4 separate regions of the Homo sapiens genome follow, and all the other regions are linked to region 1. The links are chromatin loops, found by intact Hi-C in ENCODE. Cell type or tissue: heart right ventricle. All regions are shown on one strand.

Region 1 (5,000 bases):
ACCTGCAGTTAATCTGATTCTGTCTTGAAGGGGACTCAAAGGGCTGATAAAGCTATGTGCCTTCACAACTGAGCAGGAGGGCGGGGTTGCATTGGTGAGGCCTGGACGCTCGCTCATCACAGGCAAGTGTGAGGACAAGCTTGCACTGCATATCCCCCACCAGTCCTGTGCATCCCTGGAGAGCCTCTGTGGCCCTGGGACTCTGACCTCCTCTGTACCATGAGGACAGAAGCAATCTTGATGCTATTCAACCAAAACCCTTGTGGTTCTCTCTGGTGCTCAGTAAAATCATCACCAAGTTTGAAATAAGCAAACAAGCCTACTACTGACTAATCAAATGAAATTTACCATCTACTCACCTTTTCTTCAGCAATGTCAAGGAAGGCCCCAGCCCCTGAGCCGCTGTCAGTAATGGGGTCACCATCCACAGAATGAACCCCCTCCAGTGTGTCATTCAGGATCTCACCAGACCCTACAGGAAGCAGGCATTCTGCTATCAATAACTACATTTTGCAGTCTTGGAAAAGAATGAGGTATCTCTTCACCAGCTAACTTGGAAAGATGTTCAGATACCATGACACAGGGTCAAGAGGGGGAAAAAACAAGTTGCAGAACAACATACATGGCAAAGCATGTGTGGTTTCCATTCCAGGCTCTGGCACCACCTGCAGGCAAGTCGCTCAACTTCTGCCTCAAGTTCCTTATCTAGAAATGGGGAATTACAATAATTCCTACCTCATAGGGTTGTTTTGAGTACTGTGTGTCACAAGGACTAAGTAAGTTAATGCAAATAAAGCATTGAGGACAGCCCCTGGCATATAGTAAGCAATTGATAAATGTTCATTGTTGATATGGTTTTACGTGTGTAAAATAGAAAAAAAAAGTATGAGTATAGATATCGTATCATTATTATATATATAACATATTCATGTTATGTAATAATGATTATGACATACATAATATATACATATATGTATATGTATATGTATATGTATGTGCTTATATATTTATATACTTGGCTAAACCACAGTGTTTAGTACTGATATTTTCCAGAAGATAGGAGTGTAAGAAGAGGAAACTATTATTTTTCTGGTTTATACAACTGAGCATTAATTTAATTGTTCCCACATGCATATATTTCTTTTGCAATTTAAAAAGCAGCCCGGAATCCCAGCACTTTGGGAGGCCGAGGTGGGCAGATCACTTGAGGTCAGGAGTTCAAGACCAGCCTGGCCAACATGGTGAAACCCCATCTCTACTAAAAATACAAAAATTAGCCAGGTGTGATTCCACATGCCTGTAACCCCAGCTACTTGGGAGGCCAAGGCAGGAGAATCACTTGAACCCAGGAGGCAGAGGTTGCAGTGGGCAGAGGTTGTAGTAAGCTGAGATTGTGCCACTGCACTCCAGCCTGGGTGACAGAGTGAGATTCCATCTCAAAAAAAAAAAAAAACGCAAATGGATTTTTGAAGCAAAGAAAACTTATTCATTGGCCGGGCATGGTGGCTCATGCCTGTAATCCCAGTATTTTGGGAGGCCAAGGCAGGAGGATCATTTGAGCTCAGGAGTTCATGACCAGTCTTGGCAACATAGCGAGACCCCATCTCTACTAAAAATAAAAAAAAATAGCCAGGCATTGTGGCATGTGGCTGTAGACCCAGCTGCTCAGGAGCCTAAGGAGGGAGCTCATGCCTGGGAGGTCAAGGCTGCAGTGAGCCATGATTGTGCCACTGTGCTCCAGCCTGGGTGACAGAGCAAGACCCTGTCTAAAAAAAAAAAAAAAGAAGAAGAAGAAGAAGAAAAAGAAGTTGTACTACCATGACTGCACGCCTGTTATGGCTGGGCCCATGCCAAGATTGTCCCATGCACTCCCTCCAGCAACCCTCCTGCTGGCCCACCTGTCCTGCCCACCGGGACCCCTCCCACCACCTTCCTGCAGGTGGGCAGATCCTGGTTGGGGATCCCACTATCACCCCATGACAGGTGTGACCTGCCGGATCCACACATCAATACCTCAGTATTATTAACCCTGGGAATGAGACTGAGACTGGGAAGGGCCCTGAAGCCAGGTCAGCCTGTCCCCGGGCCAGGCCCTTCCCACACACGCTGTGCTCACGCAGGTCCCATGGTCACAATAACTCTGGAAGAGGTGCCAAATCCTCCAAAGGACTCTGCCCCCCTCCCCACCCACTCCTGTCCCATCCTGTGATGGAAGAGTGGCCAGCACGGGTCGAGCACTCTCGTCTTCCCTGCTCTGACCACCAGGGGGTGCCGTGCAAGCAGCCGATTGCCTGTCCTCCAAGGACTGACCCCTGGGAAGAAGGAGGTGGGGTGGCCCCTTCCACGGGTCACGATGGTGTCAGGGAAGCTCTGAATGCAAATATTAGGGGCTTTGCTTAGCCAGGGCTTTCTCCCACCATCCGGGCTGTCTACACATCAAGAAGAAAAGGACACTTTGGCTAGCTCCATTGCTTTCAACTGACCTTTTGTCTGCTAGATAAGGAGTGTGGCTGATCCCGGGAACAGGCGAGCTGCGTTGGGATCAGAGCCCAGTCCCCACGTGGACCTCATCTTCTCAGTCTAGGAAAGCCCTCGCCCCAGCCCCTTCACCTTAACCCCTTGCTGAGAGATCCTAATTCCACCCCTGAGAAAAGCATTCGCAATTCAGAAGCCACTTCCACAACTGCGGCCAGATTCAGCCCTCTCATCCACCCAGCATCGGGGATTGTTCATGCTCCCAGAGGACGGCTAAGGAATCTGAAGCTTGGAAACTGATCAGCAACTTGCCCCAGGCCGACAGCAAATAGGGGGCTAGGCAGGGCCTCCTTCCAAGCTGTCTGACTCTCCCCAGCGGGCAGTATTTCCACAGCAACACCCTGCCTCCTTGGCTCTGTCATGACGTTATTAAATTATCCTACAATTTTTTCTCTCCAGTTCTCTATACTTTCTCTGACCCACAGACTCCCCAAATTTAGTTGTTAAAATAACACTCATTAACTGATGGCAGAAGCAAAAAGAATAGTGATATGTATTATTGTAGAAGACTTGTATTAATAAAATACGGAAGTACAATAAAAAAAGTAAAAACCATCCATAATCCTACCACTCAGAGATAACTGCTTATAACATTTTGATGAATATTACGTCTAATATGTGATGTATCTAATACACACACATCGCTCTACATAGCTATATGTAAATAGATATAAATAACATATATTCAAAATTAGGGTCATAGACATAATTTTGGAATTTGCTTTTTTGGTGGAATATACCACGAGCATGTCCCTGGGTCATTAAATCTTCTGTATCACCAGTGTCAGGGCTGTATGTATGAATGAAATAGAATTTGGCCGACCAATCCCTACTGTGGGCAGTTTGGGTTATTTTTGTTCCTAAGAACAGTGCTGCCAGGAATGATCTTGTACTTACATCTTCAGTCTGAAGTGACGGCCCCTCTGAGAAATGACAGAAACCACAAGCGATCTCAGGGCTTGGGCATATGCCAAGCTAGTGCCTGGGGGATAGTGTTTGACGCCTGGGCTTTTACCAGTGCTCCTCTGCACAGGTAGGGGGACAAGAGGCAGGGGCCAGAGCCCTGGATGGGCAGCCAGGGGACCAGCTCTTCTCCTAGGGACTGCTGCTGCCTTGCTGGGTAACTGGCCCCTCTCTGGCCATCAGTTTCTCACTTGTGCCACACAGGAGTTTAGCTGATCCTCTGAGAGTTGGGGAGTTTGTGGCAAAAGTCAGAATGGGTGGGGACTCTGGACTTAGCTCTTCCAAGTGTTGGTTTTTCCACCTATAAAATAGTGGCTAGTGCTACTGAGTAGGCGGTATGCTGTCGGTGTTGGAGACAAAATATCCAAACACTTGGCACACTGTAGGTATTCAACAAAGAGCAAGGATTATTACAAACTTTTCTGTTAAACCCCAGAAGGAATAGAATCTGGGAGTTAGAAGCTCCAGATCTGGGGGTTAGAAGATCTGCTATCTGAGCTCAAATGCCAGCTCTGCCATTCACAAGCTGTTTGCTCCTGGCTGGGTTACTTAACTTCTCTGTGGCTCAATTTCCTCCTCTTGTCTGTAAAATGAGGGTGGTTCTCACCCTTTCTTAAAGGGTTGAGGGGAAGGTTAAATGAGATTCTGTATGTTACATACATGGCCCCGGCTGGACACATAGTAATCACCCAATAAAAGGCCACTACGTAGGCATGTGCATCCGGACTTGCCTTGTTTGGGGCTGCTGTGCTGGATGATGCTCATGTTGGTGGTTTCCAGGGTCCCCTCGGGTACAGGTTCACCAGAAAGTTCCATGTCTTCAAAGGGGGAGGATGGAGTTGGAGGTGTGTTTATGGGTTCAACTTTTGCTTCTTTGGGCTGAAGGGAGGAAAAATGAGATGCAAAATGATTTACTTGGCAGTAAAGCAGAAGAAATGACAGAGAATATCACTGAAGAAAATAATATATCCACAAGATGCTGAATAAACCAAGGGGAAAGCTTGGCCCCACTTGGTGTCTACCTGGGCAATGGCTGCACCTCCCAGGGCCTGAAAGAGGTGCCTACTAGAGGTCATTAGATTCTGTTCACTTGACAGTGAGACTATTCATCTCAGCCAAAGCTCTCTGAGCACAGGGACCACATTTCTGTGATTCCCAAATCCCAGGTCAGCCAGAGGAGGTGCCCAGTAAAGATCTGTTAGAGGAGGGAATGATTGAATGAATTAGTGAACAAATGAATGAACCAGGCTGCACTCAATAAACTGCATATAAATTCAATGCCAGATATGAAAACACCTATGAAAATGAAAGACGGGTGTGGTTCCTTCCGAGGAAACTTCAGCATCTATATAGCTTTTCCAAAGCCAGTCAGTGTCTTAACCAACATTACCAACTAGAGAAAAGCAAACAAACAAAACCCCAACAGAAACACAGAGTGCTTCAGTGATCTACGCAGAAATCCTAGCATGGGCTCCAAAAGTCACAGCATCACCCCTGGACCC
Region 2 (5,000 bases), 150 kb after region 1:
ACAGATAAGTTAAGTTGCATCAGATGGATTCGAGCCAGCCCAAGCCAAGTTGTTTCTGGGTAAATGTTAAACTGGTCCTTGACAGGATCTGAGTGGAGAATGTATGTCAAAAAGAGCCTGAGACACAAATTGATACCTTTTAATCAATTCCACGTGTATCTTCATCGCTCCCATCTGATTGGTCCTGTAAACCAAAAACTATCTGAGACAGGTCTCAATCCATTCAGAGGTTTATTTTGCCAAGGTTAAGGATCATGGCCTGTGACACAACCTCAGGAGGTCCTGAGAATATGTGCCCAAGGTGGTTGGTTACAGCTTGATTTTACACATCTTAGGGAAACAGAAGTTACAGGCAGACATAACTTGGTTTGGCCTGGAAAGGCGGGACATCTTAAAGAAGGGGGCGGGGGGCGGGGCTTCCAGGTCACACGCGAATGCGAAGATTTCCTGATTGGCAATTGGTTGAAAGAGTTAAGCTCTGCCTGAAGAGTCCAAGTCAGCTGAACTAAGTAAGGGGTGGGGTGGGGTGGGGTGGGGTGGGGGGGATGGTGGGTGGAAGCCAAGGTTCTTATGTAGATGAAGCTCCAGGTAGCAGGCTTCAGAGAAAATAGATGTGAAGGTCTCTTATCAGACCTTAAAAAGTGTCAGACTCTCCTGAAAAGACCTAGTTAGGGAAGGAGATTCTCTACAGAATGTAAATTTCCCCCGCAAGAGACAGCTTTGCAGGGCCATTTCAGAATATGTTAAAGAAATATATTTTGTGGCAAAATACTTGGATTTCCTTCAGGGTCATAGGATGTTATACCAGTCAGGTTGGAATTTGGTATGTGTTGCTACAAAGAGTCTGTTTGGTCCATCTTAAGAGATCTGTTTTAACGTGAATGCCAGTCAGTTGTCTTTAAACTCCAAAGGGAGGAGAGGGTAATGAGGCTTGTCTGGATACTGCTCCCTTCTCATCATGGCCTGAACTAGTTTTTCAGTTCTGAACTAGGTTCAGGTTTTTTTGGGATCTTCTTGGCCAAGAGAGGAGTCCATTCAATCAGATGGGGGACCCCAGAATTTTATTTTTTATTTTTTGAGGCAAAGTCTGGCTCTGTCGCCCAGGCTGGAGTAGAGTGGCGCGATCTTGGCTCACTGCAACCTCCGCCTCCTGGGTTCAGGAGACTCTTCTGCCTCAGCCTCCGGAGTAGCTGGGATTACAGGCGCATGCCACCACGTCCAGCTAATTTTTGTATTTTTAATAGAGACGGGGTTTCGCCATGTTGACCAGGCTGGTCTCGAACTCCTGACCTCAAGTGATCTGCCCTCCTTGCCCTCCCAAAGTGCTAGGAGTATAGGCGTGAGCCACCGCACCCGGCCCTAGAATTTTATTTTTGGTTTACAGTACAAAAAGATCTGCAGTCAGTGTTCTCACATCTTTTTAATCATTCATATTGACTTAATCAGGTTGACAAAATCTCAGGGTTGGTCTGGGATCATTCACAAATCAGAATTACTCAGAGAAATTTTCACAGCAGTTGCAGCAGCACAAACTCTAACGCTGATTTAAATTAATAACTGTTATTAATGAACAAACTTGAAAAAGGAATTTCATATAGAACATTACATTTCTCCCTGACACTACCGTATCATAAAAATTAAAAATGATATAAACATGTTTTAAAGTCATAGTGGTAGAACCAGCCACACTACAGTGCGGCATTGTTAGAAGTTCGCTCTCAAGTTGACTCAGCTTAGTAAAGCAAATTGTTCTCTGAGATTTCAGCTTTGGTTAGTCCTCTTTGGCTGACATGAACATTATGGAGTGTTAACTGTGGTAGCAACACATAACCAAAAAGCATTCTTTTTAAAATACATCTAGAAGATCTCAATGACCTGAATAAATCAATACAATGTTCCTAGTGACAGTCTCTCTATACTGGGAAAACTTTAACCCCGCAGCTGAGGTATTATCAGTTAATGCAAAGTACGTTGCTTGAACCTGATTTCCACCCATGCAGATATCTTCGTACCTGGGAATTCTTGTAAATACCAAAATAAAATCTTTATCTTTTTTGCTAATGAGAGTAAAAGGCACGACTGTAAAATATACATCTTGATAGAAAAATATTATAAGGTTTTAATTTTCTAAATACCAAGGGTTAACATCTTACGATTACCCTTTGAAAATAGGGTATTTTGGAACATTTAAAAAGTTCTCAAAATAAGTACAAAGCTTATTCACATTTTTACTAAATCCAACACAACTTTCACAAATGGCAAAATGATTGCCTCTTCAAAGCAATGCAGCCTAGTTTTTGGTGGGTTCTGGTCACTGCTTAGCTAAGTCTTTGTTGGGCAGAGTCCTGGCTCCACAGTCTCCTTCGATGGGCTCCTTGATACACGAGGCTTCATAACATGCGCTCTTTGAAGAACCATTTCTGATGATCCGAGTTGGTGCAGTCTCGTAAGAGTGGAACGAAACTGTCACTCGACTCCTTCCTCGCAGCCTGGACACATTTCTTGGACTGTTCGTGAAATAAAGATCCATCCTACAAAAGATAACAGAATGACAGGCAAGTCATCAGAAAAGTCTCTTTTTCCTAAAGACATGTTTTAAAGAGATCAGGGTCTGATTTTTACCATTTCAGAAATATTTATTGAGGGGTAAGTGTCTTCCGTGTAACGCAGCAACTCAGGACTGTCCCGGGGACACAGCACCAGGCTTGTACAGGCTGCGTCCCGCTTGCCTCTCACAGGACCGATGGTGCCACCTGCTGGCTGCTCTGGGCATGTGTCATACCCTACATCTCCCTATTGCATTTGGCTTCCTTCAGGGAAATCAGGAACAAAGATCCTTTGTTTATCTCTTTCACTCCTCTTAGGTCAACTCATTCCGTGCAGGGTGATCTCTTTCTCTTAGGTATTTAAACAGAGTGTGGAAACTTGGCTGTAGTCCCAGCTCAGCCACAGACCAGATGGATGAGGAAGCCAGTCACTTGGCCTGAGCTACTCACCTGTCACACATCAGAGAATCAGTGGGTTATATGCCTTGTGCCAATTCCCAAACCCCAAAGACGATGGTCTTCTTTAATGACCTCCTGCTTCTCTCCTTTCTGCCAGCCCTTGCTCAATTATCTCAGCAAGTCTCTCTCTCAGGCCTGGTGTTTATCTTTTCCCTCTGCCTCTCTGTTATAAGCTGTATGCAACGAACTTAATCATGGCTGAGCAGCAAACAGGCAGAGTGAATAACAACATCAGTGAAAAACCTTTGTGATGTGCTGTTCACTAAATGGAACTTTTTTCATTCAAAAAAATCCAAACTCATGTTTTGTAGAATCCAAGAAATGACATTTCAGAGGTTTTTAGGCCTACATAAGAAAATACAAGGCTGGGCACAGTAGCTCACGCCTGTAATCGCAGCACTTTGAGAGGCTGAGGCAGGTGGATCACTTGAGGCCAAAGAGCTCAAGACCAGCCTGGCCAACATGGCAAAACTCCATCTCTACTAAAAATACAAAAAATTAGCTGGGCGTGGTGGCGGGCGCCTGTAGTCCCAGCTACTCAGGAGACTGAGACAGGAGAATCGCTTGAACCCAGGAGGCAGAGGTTGCAGTGAGCTGAGATTGCACCCCTGCACTCCAGCCTTGGTGGAGCAAGGCTCCGTCTCAAAAAAAAAAAAAAAAAAAAAAGATCCAGCCCTAAGAACTAAGCTTTCTATTATGGTCTAGTGAATATAAGTGGGGACATTTCCTTCAGAATTCACATATGTTTCTGTTCAATATATATTTGTTTTATATATATATATTTAGGGCATGACTGATGAAATATAATAAATCAAGCTGTATCCTTTTCACATATGAATCAAAGTATTAAGCGTCCTGAAGAAAGGTAAAAAATCCAATTCAGTATCCTTCTTCCCAGCCTCCTGAACAAACTTCCTTTTCCTTAAATGGTCACTGAAATTTAAGATAAAATTTTTGATATGTCAAACTGATTTTATTGTTTCTAGTGTCCACTACCATTCCTTGAGGGCTTACAATGGCTTCTGGTTGGGAGAAAGATGGGAAGAGGAGGACATTCAAGAAGATCAGAGACGTCTGGGGTGTGCAGAAGTATTTTTCCTTCTTATTTTCCTGTATTCAATAGGTAACACCATGGTGTGTGGCTTTTCTGGGCAGCCTGCAAATGTCATTGCTAGTGACAACATTTTTCTGCAGGAAAACATATTCCAGCTTTTAATCATCTTTAGAATAAACCCATTTATAAGCAGTATATTGGGAGTGAAAGCTGCCCAGGGAGATAAAAAACAATGAATTTTTTTCTTTCAAATGATTTTCTTTGGATTTATTCCCTCACATGCTTTTTAGTGAGTCAAAGGATATGATCGATTTACAAGTCCTGATGCAAGCTGACTGCAAGTGTGGTGGGGCCAGCACCCTCAGGTCTGAGGTAACCCTCAGTTTCAAATCAACTGTGACTATCCAGGGAGACTACTCTATCAGAGGTGTTTTCTTGGTTATAATACCACAAGCAACAACTAATCTCTATCGAGCTTTATAGTTTCCAAAGAATATTTCTGGCTATGCATCTAATCCTCAGTAAAGTAAGTCTGCTATTATTGCACCTTTTTTTTTTTTTTTTTTTGAGACGGAGTCTCGCTCTGTCTCCCAGGCTACAGTGCAGTGGCATGATTTCGGCTGACTGCAACCTCCGCCTTCCGGTTCAAGTGATTCTCCTGCTTCAGCCTCCCAAGTAGATGGGACTACAGGGGCATGCCACCACACCTGGCTATTTTTTTTTTTAAGTAGAGATGGGGTTTTGCCATATTGGCCAGGCTGGTCTCGAACTCCTGGCTTCGGATGATCCACCTGCCTTGGCCTCCCAAAGTGCTGGGATTACAGGCGTCAGCCACTGTGCCTGGCCTATTGTACCTATTTTAAAGCTGGGAAAAACAAGGCTTAGAGAGGTGGGGTGGCTTATATCTGGATCTAACACTTTGGCTAACATCCTTACACTTG
Region 3 (5,000 bases), 140 kb before region 1:
TAAAAAATTTGTTTTAAATATCTCCAGTTAGGCCACCTACTGTTTTTGTTTTTGTTTTTTTTTCTGAGACAGGGTCTCTCTCTATTACTCAGCTGGGAGTGCAGTGGCATGATGTCTGCTCACTGCAGCTTCGACCTCCCAGGCTCAGGTAATCCTCCTACCTCAGCCCCCTGAGTAGCTGGGACTACAGGTGCATGCCACCATGCCCGACTAATTTTTTGTATGTTGGTAGAGATGCGGTTTTGTCATGTTGCCCAGGCTGGCCATGAACTCCTGAGATCGGGCGATCTGCCCACCTCAGCCTCCCAAAGTGCTGGGATTATAGGCATGAGCCACCAGGCCCAGCCTCCACCTTCTATTTTCATAGACATTATTCATGAAAATTTAAAGCTTAAATAATAGAACTGCTTATAGAATTACCTTGGGTACCAACAATCTCCATGTGAAGATGGGCAAGACCGCTCGCCGTGGACAGAGCAAGTTTTATCATTCCTTCCACAGTAACTGTGTATCTGTTTAAGTAATCAAAAAGGGATCCATGCTCATGATAATCTGACACCAACCAGAGCTGAGTCCAAGTACCATTGTCTGTAAAACAGAATTAACATTTCGGTTGGGCTGCAGACCATTTATGATTTATTTGTTCAATGGTTATTACTTTTTACTCTCAATCCTGAGTCACACACTGCAATATAATGCCACCTTAAGTCTGTATTTCCTTCACATTTTCTTCTACATTGTTTGTTTTATACTTTTATGTACACATCCTTTAGTTCCTCAGAGTAAGCCCCTCTTCTTGAGATAAGGCAAGTATAATTAATCCCATTTAAGAGACAAAGATGGTGACTTTTTTGAGTCTTCACAGATAATTGGTATCAGAGCTGGCACTCTTAAGTGCCTAGAAAAATCTCTGGGTCGGGTTGGGTGCTCAGTGGCTGTTCCTGGAAGGAGAGAAGGTTAAAAAAAAGGAAGGAACAGAGAGGGAAGCAAGGAGGTGAGAAGTCTCCGGAGACCAGTGTGGCCACAGTGGGAATGGAAGAGTATGGGACAAAACTGAAAGTGAGTTTCAACAAGAAATGACAAGCTTTAGTGACAGATTGTGTACACAGTTCACAAAGACGCAAGACAAGATGATTATGATTCCAAGGTTGCTAGCTTAGAAAAACAGAAATAGTGATACCTCTAACACATGGGGAAGCTGAAATAGGAACTGAAATGTCAGGAGCAAAACTGGAAAAGCTGGGACTAAACTCAAACAACGAGGAACGTGGGTTCCAAAATTTCCTCTGTAAGCCAAAACACGAGTTTAAAACATGTTTTCTCATAGGAATAATGGTAAAGACACTAGCTAGGCTCCTAAGCTAGACTGGTCCACGACAATCTAATTTAACCTAGAAGTAGCTGGAAAACCACATGCTTAATTAAGCCATGAAGAAAAAAAGCATTACAACATTAGGAGACAGCACAATCCAGTAAAAGATGGACGCTTAGAGTCATTCTAACCTGGTTGGAATCCACGGCCTGCCTGTTACTGACAAGGAGCCTGTTTCTCCTTTTATACAAGAATAAAGTCTTACTTTGTAAGACTGTTAAGATTTAAAAAACGGAATGCTAGATTCTTTAGGTAAGAAGTACATAAACTGTGCTCTTTCTTTCCCTGCTGGTTGTAAACCAAAAGAAAAAATCCATATTGACATGAAACAGCTTCTATTTTGAAGGTATTTGGTTGAAGAAGAAAACCAACTCTGATTAGAAGAGATTAAGAAAGGAATAGAAACTTTTCAGAAGATTCTGGAGGAGATTTCTGGGTACATTTAAAAGGACTTAGTATTAATTTGTTCTTCATGAACTTTATAAACTGATTCTGACCAAACTCGCACCCTTGCTTTTCCTTGATATAGGCACATCACTAGCTTATTTGCATGCCTCTTAACCATTACTGAATTTTGAAAAGCTCACAAATACAAGAAACAAAGTGGAAGACAGGCAGATGGAAGAAAGGGAAACCACAGGTTATGGACAAGATAGAAGGAAGGTTATATGTAAGGGGCCATAAATATAAAGGGCTGCCGGGGGTGGAATTAACTAAATCAGGAGAAGATAAAGGAACTGAGGTGGAGGGGCTAGGCTCAGAGAAAGTACATTAACCCCTGACAAAGAAGAAAGAAGGGGAGTAGGGAAGAGCCAGTAGGGTCAGCTAGTTCCCATGGTGACCACCAGATGACAGCATCAGCCTGGTTAGAAGTTCAGGGCACAGACTCACCAACATTTTGTGCTGCTGTGTTTGTAACTTGGAATGTGACAAAATCCAGACCCTGGGTGAGGTTTAAGCTTTCAAATGGAGATTTGAGAGTTGCCAACATGGTAGAGTTTGAAACCATGAATGTGGCTATGTTCTTAAGGAAGAAATTACCACTTATAAAATCAGTACCTTCATATGAACCAGTGAGAAGAGTAAGAGTTGAGAAAACAAAGACAACTATGAAGAAGTAAGAAGGAACAAGGAAAGTCTAGGGTCATCAAACACAGTAAATAAAGAAAAGGTTGTTTTAAGAGTTGGGGGAGGAAATAAATGGTGATAAAGGCAGAAACGAAAATGAGAACTAAGGATTTGGTCAGACTGATTACTATTTTTTGTTTTGTTTTGTTTTGTTGTTGTTTTTTTTTTGAGACAGAGTCTCCCTGTGTCGCCCAGGCTGGAGTGCAGTGGTGCGATCTCAGCTCTGACTGCAACCTCCACCTCCCAGGTTCAAGCAATTCTCTGCCTTAGCTTCCCAAGTAGCTGGGATTATAGGCACCTGCCATCATGCCTGGCTAATTTTTTTGTATTTTTAGTAGAGATGGGGTTTCATCATCTTGGCCAGCCAGGCTGGTCTTGAACTCTTGACCTCGTGATCCACCCACCTTGGCTTCCCAAAGTGCTGGGATTACAGGCGTGAGCCACTGTGCCCGGCCTGTTTTGTTTTTAACTTAAGAGGTATTACATTGTCAGGTGCCACTGATAATCGCTACCTACATTCATCATATACCTCACTGCCCCGTCTTAATCAAACACTATACACCTCCACATATGATGCAATAGGATGTATATAATATCCTTAGTATGTATTTTGAGAAAACCAATAAAACTCCAATTAGGTTTAGCTTCTAAATCTAACTACCAGTTTTCAGAAAAGATAGAAGAACAAGTTAAGAGACACTATGGAAATGCAATCAGCAAAATCCAGAATGTGATAGGCCCTTCAGGATAAACAATCCAATTTCTTCAACAAATAAGCTGCGAGAGGAGAAAAAAGATGAAGGGGGGACCTAAATTTTAAGACACATAAGAGAAATATCAACTAAATATAACTTGTGGACTTAGAATCATAATTTGAATAAATAATTTTTTTAATAGGAGACAATTATAGAATTGAACCTAACTGGATATTTGATAACATTTAAAAAACTGACAATGGTAGTGTGGTTGTTTCATAAAAACATTTCCTCATCATTTGAAGATACAAATTACATTTTATAAGTGTTTACAGATGAAAACATATTGTCTGGGACCAGCTTCAAATAACACAGTTAGGGCAGAGTAGGTGGGATCAGACATCAATTATGATTGGCAGTGACCTGACAACTGTTGAAGCTGGACGATGAGGGATCACTGTAACTACTCTGCTTTTCTACATATTGGAAATTTTCTACAAATAAAAGTCAATAACAAAAAAAAGCAGTACATGCTTGTAAATAAATTTGAAAACCCAGAGAAGCTAAAAGAAAAATAATAAAAATCACCCATAATTACCAACTGAGGTTAAACACTGTTAATATTTGAATAAATAAATATTGCTGAAGTAAATGGAAGGTGGGAGAAGGAAAAAGATGACTACAGGTCTGGCCAAGCTAAGAGATAATGACAGCATTTTTTTTTTTTTTTAAATAGGAAAGCTGGGAAATACATTTGATTCAGGGGTAGGGATGACAAGAGTGGAGCTGAAACACAAGTCTCTGACAGAGGCAGTAAAAATAGGAATCGTGGGGGCTGGGCACAGTGGCTCATGCCTGTAATCCCAGCACTTTGGGAGGGTGAGGTGGGTGGATCACGAGGTCAAGAGATGGAGGCCAACCTGGCCAACATGGTGAAACCCCATCTCTACTAAAAATACAAACATTAGCTGGGCATGGTGGTGCACGCCTGTAGTCCCAGCTACTCGAGAAGCTGAGGCAGGAGAACCACTTGAACCCAGGAGGCAGAAGCTGCAGTGAGCCGAGATTGCACCACTGTACTCCAGCCTGGCTACAGAGCGAGATTCCATCTCAAAAAAAAAAAAAGTAGGAATCATGGGCATAAAGGTATTAACGGAAGCTAAGAAAGTGGCAGCAGCACAGTCTAAGGTCACTGCTTGCAGTCCCCACTCATTCTGACTCCCTGCTGACAGGCTTCCTTCCTTCTTCAGCATCTGACCTGACACTGGGCCTCAGGCACCAGCATGATAGGCAGAAAAGTGTCCGTACAGTTACCAGGGTGGTTGAAGAAACAATTTATCTCTTTGAGTTTGCCAGAAGATTCATCTATTTAGCCCTTGGCAACTCAGAACACTGACAAGTTATTTTTACTCTCCCCATTAATAAGGTCAATAGTCCATATTGAAACATCCTACTGGTCAGGAAGAGATTAAAAGGAAACAGCTATCTGAGCCCTATTCTCAAAATTTTGAGCAAGTTTATATATCTTTTCTATATCATGAGTACTCTCAATAACTAACTGCCCTAAACTAAACCAACAAAGTACATGGCTTTTTAAAATAGCTCTTTTATATTTTATAAAACATTAAGAGATTTTAGGAATGCTATCAAGAGTCAAGAAAATCTTGAAGAAGTTCCTAGTTCTAAAAGTTACTAATATATTGTATTCGACTTAATGGGTCTAATCTACATGAGAGACATCTATGTCTCATCTACTTTGATGATGGTTAGTCACCATATCTGTAAAGACTTAAAGAGATCTTGTT
Region 4 (5,000 bases), 80 kb after region 1:
TCCCCCTTCTGCATTCGCTACTCTTCTATGTTGTATCAGAGGTTCTAGTTAATTCATTAAGGCAAGTAAAGGAAAAGGCATCCAGATCAGAAACTGCCTTTATTCACAGATGGCATAATTGTCAATGGGGAAAATCTGATGAAATCTACATTAAAGCTGCAGAACTAATAAGTGAGCTTAGCAAGGTTGCAGGATATCAAATCAACATAAAGAAATCAATTTTATTACTATACACAAGCAAAAAAAAATTGGTAATTGCAATTCAAAGACAATACCATTTACAGTAACACAAAAATATGAAATGCTTAGGCATAAGTCTGGCCAGAGCTGTGCAAGATTTATACTGAAAACTACAAAACATTGCTGAGAGAAGTTAAACAAGACCAAACTAAATGAGGAAATATCCCATTGCCTAATTCAAAGTCATGAAGATTTATACCTATGTTTTCTTCTCAAAGCTTTATAGTTTTAGCTCTTACATTTGGGTCTTTGGTTCATTTTGAGTTAATGTTTTTATATGGTGTAAGTCAGGGGTCCAACTTCATTCTTTTGCATATGGATATCCAGTTGCCCCAACACCATTTGTTGAAGATTCTGGTTTTTTTCCTCCATTGAATGATCTTGGCACCATTGCAGAAAATCAACTTATCATAAATGTGAGCTTGTATTTCTGGACTCTCAAATTCTGTGCTATTGATATAAGTCTGTCTTTACACCAGTACCACACAGTCTTGATTGCTGCAGATTTGTAGTAAATTTTGAAATTGTGAAGTGTGAGTCCTCCAACTTTGTTGTTTTTCAAGATTGTTTTGGCTATTCTAGGTCTGGACAACTGATTTTTTACAAAAATATCAATGCAATTTAGTAGAGAAAGCATAGTCTTTTCCACAAATATAGTTCTGGAACAAGTGGATATCCATATGCCCTTGATTTTTTACTCTCTTATATCTGTGACCACAGCTTTTGGCTCAACCCCTGTTTTCTGAAATGCTTCTCTTCTTCTGGAAGTTGGTTTCTTATTTCTTTTCAAAAACATAAATTAAATTAGGTTTATTGAATTTAAATATTCTTGGTCTGTGCTTTCTGTTTTTGAAGGCTGTGCCTTTTCTCTCCATTCATAGACTGTTTCCTGAAATCTGGGAGTGTGAGGAGCTTAAAGGGAAACCCTGACTGATGGGAGCTGGGAAGACATCATGTGAATTCTCTCCTGTGCCTTTTCCAGACAAATGGCCTTCCCTCCTGCTGGATGGCCCTGGGGAAGGGCCTGAGTAGCCACAGCCACAAAGATTCAGGCACCTGCAGGGCCTTCAAACACAGGCAAATGCATGGGGTAACTTCTCTCACTTGGTTTCCGAAGGAGAAAAGGTCTACCCAGCATCACCGTCCACTTCCACACCTCTCCATTAGCGTAACATGTATCTACCAGACATAAGTCAAGCACCTAGTGCATACAGAGATCCAGCTAACCTGTGTCACAGGCCTCAGGGGGCCTGGATTGGGCCATTGGAAGGGCAGGAGAGCTCTGTATACAGTGAGACACTTTTTTTTTTTCTTTGAGACACAGCCTTGCTCTGTTGCCAGGCTGGAGTGCAGTGGCGCGATCTCAGCTTACTGCAACCTCTGCCTCCTGGGTTCAAGCGATTCCCTTGCCTCGGCCTCCCGAGTAGCTGGGACTATAGGCATGCACCATCACACCAGGCTCATTTTTTGTATTTTAGTAGAGACAGGGTTTCACCATGTTGGCCAGGATGGTCTCGATCTCCTGACCTCGTGATCAGCCCGCCTCGGCCTCCCAAAGTGCTGGGATTACAAGCAGTGAGACCCTTTTATTATTCCTCCTACGTGTAGTACTGAGACCCCAACATTTTCTCTACCAAATTCCCTTCCCTGAATCATGATGAGTTTTGCAGTATCCAAAGCTATACAACTGAGCTTTTAAAAGACTATTTATTTGCTAGTAGTTGAGGGTTGGAGCTGTGGAGTCAGACTGCTGGGTATGTGGTCTTGGGCACAAAGCTTAACATAGTGGCTCTCAAAGTGTGGTCCCTGATCCGGCAGTATCAGCATCCAATTTTCAGGCCCCACACCAAACCTATTGAATCAGAATCACGGGGTGGGACTCAGCATTTCATATTTTAACCAGCCCTTCAGGTGATTCTGATGCACCTTGGCTGTTAAAGAGCTTACCTGTTATCCAGATTTCATATCCTGCTTCTGCCATTTGCTACCTGTTACTTAAGATCTCTGGGTTTCAGTTTCCTCATCTATAAAATGGGAATGATCATGGTACTAGCTTCCACAAGGCTCTTGTTCCAATTAATAGAATGAGCCATGTAAACTACTTAGGATGTACTTATTCATCATTAATTACATATAAATGTGTTTATGTGTGTGTGTGTGTGTGTGTGTGTGTGTGTGTGTGTGTATGTGAATTTCCCTTGCCTTAGGTGTTTACGAAGATTCATGGTCATGTGTAATAGTTGTATAACACGTCTTAAAATTTTACGAAGAAACTTGTATATGACGGCCCTAATCATTTTCATAACAAGCAAGGTAGGTGTTAGGTATTATTATCTTCATTGTACACATGGAAAACAGGGGCCCAGAGCATAACATTTTCTCAGGGTCACAGTGAGACAGTTATGAGTCTAGAATATAAACCACTTCTGCCTTGAACATTTGTGTCTATTCATTACATCATGAGTTCTCAGAGTGCAGGCCTGCAATCTTGGTTGACACAGATAAAATTGTTTTAATTTAGGTACCTGTATTTGTCCACTATGGGAAAAAAGATATGGTTAATGGCGATGCTGTTAGTTAAATATAAAGTTCTTGGCACAACCCAGCTTGGCATGTGACTTACCGCTGCTTCTTGCAATTCCTCATTCCAAACAGGGAGGCTGTTTGGTGCAACAGGCACTGGAATGGAAAAGGTCAACCCAGCTCCAACTTCTGACTCCAACATTTCTTATCTGAGTGTGTGACCTTGAACAAGGTACTTTGCCTCTTAGAACTTCCTTTTCTCCTTTTGTAAAATGGGGTACTATCCCTCCCCCACCCAGCTCCCAGAACAGCCCTGGGTCTCAAGTTGAATGATGTGGAAGATGTGGAAGCACTTTGCAAATCATAAAGTACATGTACAATGATGGGATTGGAAGGAAGAGTTTGCTGAAGATGAATTCTGCTGGCCTCTGCCAGCTCTAAACGGCTCTGTGGTCTGGCAAGGCCAAGGCAATGTGCAGCTGGTGGGAGGTCGGTGGGGACTGGTGGAAAGCTAGTCAAGATGTGTGGCCTGACCCTTGCTGGGGAGTGGCCTGCCAGGACAGGGGGATGTCAGAGACCCTTCCAGGGAACCCCCAGTCATATGCCATCAGCTCGGGACAAGCCACTGCTGCCCTGGAGGCCCTCTGGAGTCAGACCCAAGAAGTCCACGCAAAGTGAAACAAGTTCTCGTCCTGGCTACCAGTTCCCAAGATGACACTGGGCAGGACCCTCACTTCTCTAGGCCTTTGTTTTACAAAACAAAGTGGCATGTGCCATCTCTCAAGAGCAAAGAAAAACAAAACAAAACAAAACAAAATCAATAAAAAATTAAAAATGGCATATCCTCAACTATTCCACCAACCCTTTTATTATTCCTCCTAAGTGTAGTACTTAGATCTCAACATTTTCTCTACTAAATTATCTTCCCTGAATAATGATGAGTTTTGCTGTGTTCAAAGCTAAATAACTGAGCTTTCAGAGGACTATTTGCTAGTAGCTGGGGGTTGGAGCTGTGGAGTCAGGCTGCTGGGTGTGTGAACTCGGGCACAGTGCTTAACCCCTTTGGCACTTAGTGTCTCCATCTGCAAAATAGGACTCATAAACGTACCCATCTTACAGGATCGAAGATCAGTGAGATGGTGTGTGAAGGGCTTCACCTTGCTTCTAGCAGCTAAGTTCAGTGGGAAGCTATCACTGTCACCAGCAACACCAGGGTACAGAGGGACCAGCTGGAGCTGATTTCAGAGAAAAGTCAAGACACCGGATACTTTTACGAGCCCGTGAGCCCTCACACAGGGGCTATATACTGTTTCTTTTCAGCTTTTGAAAGAACCGGGAATAGTCTGAGCACCCCAAGTCCAGGGACCCCAGCCTGGGAACCTCTGGCCCAGAGAATCATAAAGTTGCTTCCATCTCTGACATTCAAGGTCTCAGAACATTTCAGCTGTGCTGAGGGTCAGCCAAGCCTCTTAAAAGAAACCCGCGTGGTCAGCAGCAGCTGGGCCTGCAGTGAAGCCAAGGTAGACCACAGGAGGAGCTGCCGCAGCCCAGAGCCCCGCCTCCCAGGGCCAGGGCCCCTGCAGAAGAGTCGCACATCAGAGGAAAGCTCACAGCCTCCTGTTCAGTGCATCCGGGAACTAAATCTCCACGCCCCCTCCCACCTCTCTGATCTGAAAAAGGCCAGGAGGGAAGGAAATGGTTATTTCAAAGGCTGGACGATCCCCCTTTGCAGACAGGGTCAGAGTCTGAGTCTTGAGCTCTCCAAGGAACTACTGAAAACCAGAACTTTGTCTGCTTCCTTTTCTTCATTTCTCCTTTCCTTTCTTTGCAGTCCTGTTCTAAATGTAGATCTGTAATCCCGGCTACTCGGGAGACTGAGATGGGTGGATTGCTTGAGGCCAGAAGTTCAAGGCCAGCCTGGGCACCATAGCAAGATCCTTGACTCTAAAAAAAATTAAAAATAAAATTATGCAGGCATGGTGGCATGCACCTATAGTCCCAGCTACTAGAGAGGCTGAGGCAGAAGGATTGCTTGAGCCCAGGAGTTTGAGGCTGCAGTGAGCTATGATCACACCCCTGCACTCCAGCCTGGGTGACAATCCAACGTGATCATCATATAAATGATGATAAATAAATACTTATTTATTGATAAAAATAAATAAGTAAGTAAATAAGATCTTGGAGGCCATGATTCAGGCTGTCAAGGAACAGAAACCTAACCATCAACGGGAGGGAAA

The links. A loop is a pair of places that touch in the nucleus more often than their neighbours do. Peaks named below come from ENCODE experiments on the same cell type or tissue, not always from the same donor. Only the 100,000 strongest peaks of a DNase experiment are listed, where the experiment ranks them.
Region 2: a loop joins it to region 1, with 3 times the contacts of the local background. A loop is called at or near these places in 55 of 110 quality-filtered maps.
Region 3: it touches region 1 in a loop (3-fold over the local background); 81 of 110 quality-filtered maps call a loop at or near these places.
Region 4: a loop joins it to region 1, with 8 times the contacts of the local background. A loop is called at or near these places in 6 of 110 quality-filtered maps.

Annotation. Positions count from the first base shown.
Region 1 is chr9:98,996,311-99,001,310 of GRCh38, reverse strand. It overlaps COL15A1 (collagen type XV alpha 1 chain), which reads right to left. Exons shown (of 42, transcript NM_001855.5): 6 at 4,230-4,377; 7 at 360-472. Among named protein-coding and RNA genes, the nearest start is that of COL15A1-AS1, 54 kb to the right of the region's middle. RefSeq lists enhancers at 1,506-2,261, 2,262-3,018. In heart right ventricle, CTCF peaks have their summits at 674 (motif pointing left), 2,061 and 2,263 (motif pointing right); DNase peaks (open chromatin) are centred at 660, 2,270, 2,470 and 3,510; H3K27ac peaks cover 4,575 bases.
Region 2 is chr9:98,846,483-98,851,482 of GRCh38, reverse strand. It overlaps GALNT12 (polypeptide N-acetylgalactosaminyltransferase 12), which reads right to left. Exons shown (of 10, transcript NM_024642.5): 10 at 1,402-2,531. The coding sequence ends at 2,391. Among named protein-coding and RNA genes, the nearest start is that of GALNT12, 41 kb to the right of the region's middle. RefSeq lists an enhancer at 2,542-2,836. In heart right ventricle, a CTCF peak has its summit at 2,759 (motif pointing left); a DNase peak (open chromatin) is centred at 2,752; H3K4me3 peaks cover 637 bases; H3K27ac peaks cover 1,123 bases.
Region 3 is chr9:99,138,124-99,143,123 of GRCh38, reverse strand. It overlaps TGFBR1 (transforming growth factor beta receptor 1), which reads right to left. Exons shown (of 9, transcript NM_004612.4): 5 at 421-588. Among named protein-coding and RNA genes, the nearest start is that of TGFBR1, 36 kb to the right of the region's middle. In heart right ventricle, CTCF peaks have their summits at 1,998 and 2,214 (motif pointing right); a DNase peak (open chromatin) is centred at 2,218.
Region 4 is chr9:98,916,154-98,921,153 of GRCh38, reverse strand. The region is part of intron 1 of ADIPINT (adipocyte associated pyruvate carboxylase interacting lncRNA); the gene reads right to left. Among named protein-coding and RNA genes, the nearest start is that of ADIPINT, 7.4 kb to the right of the region's middle. In heart right ventricle, a CTCF peak has its summit at 4,277; a DNase peak (open chromatin) is centred at 4,313; H3K27ac peaks cover 3,547 bases.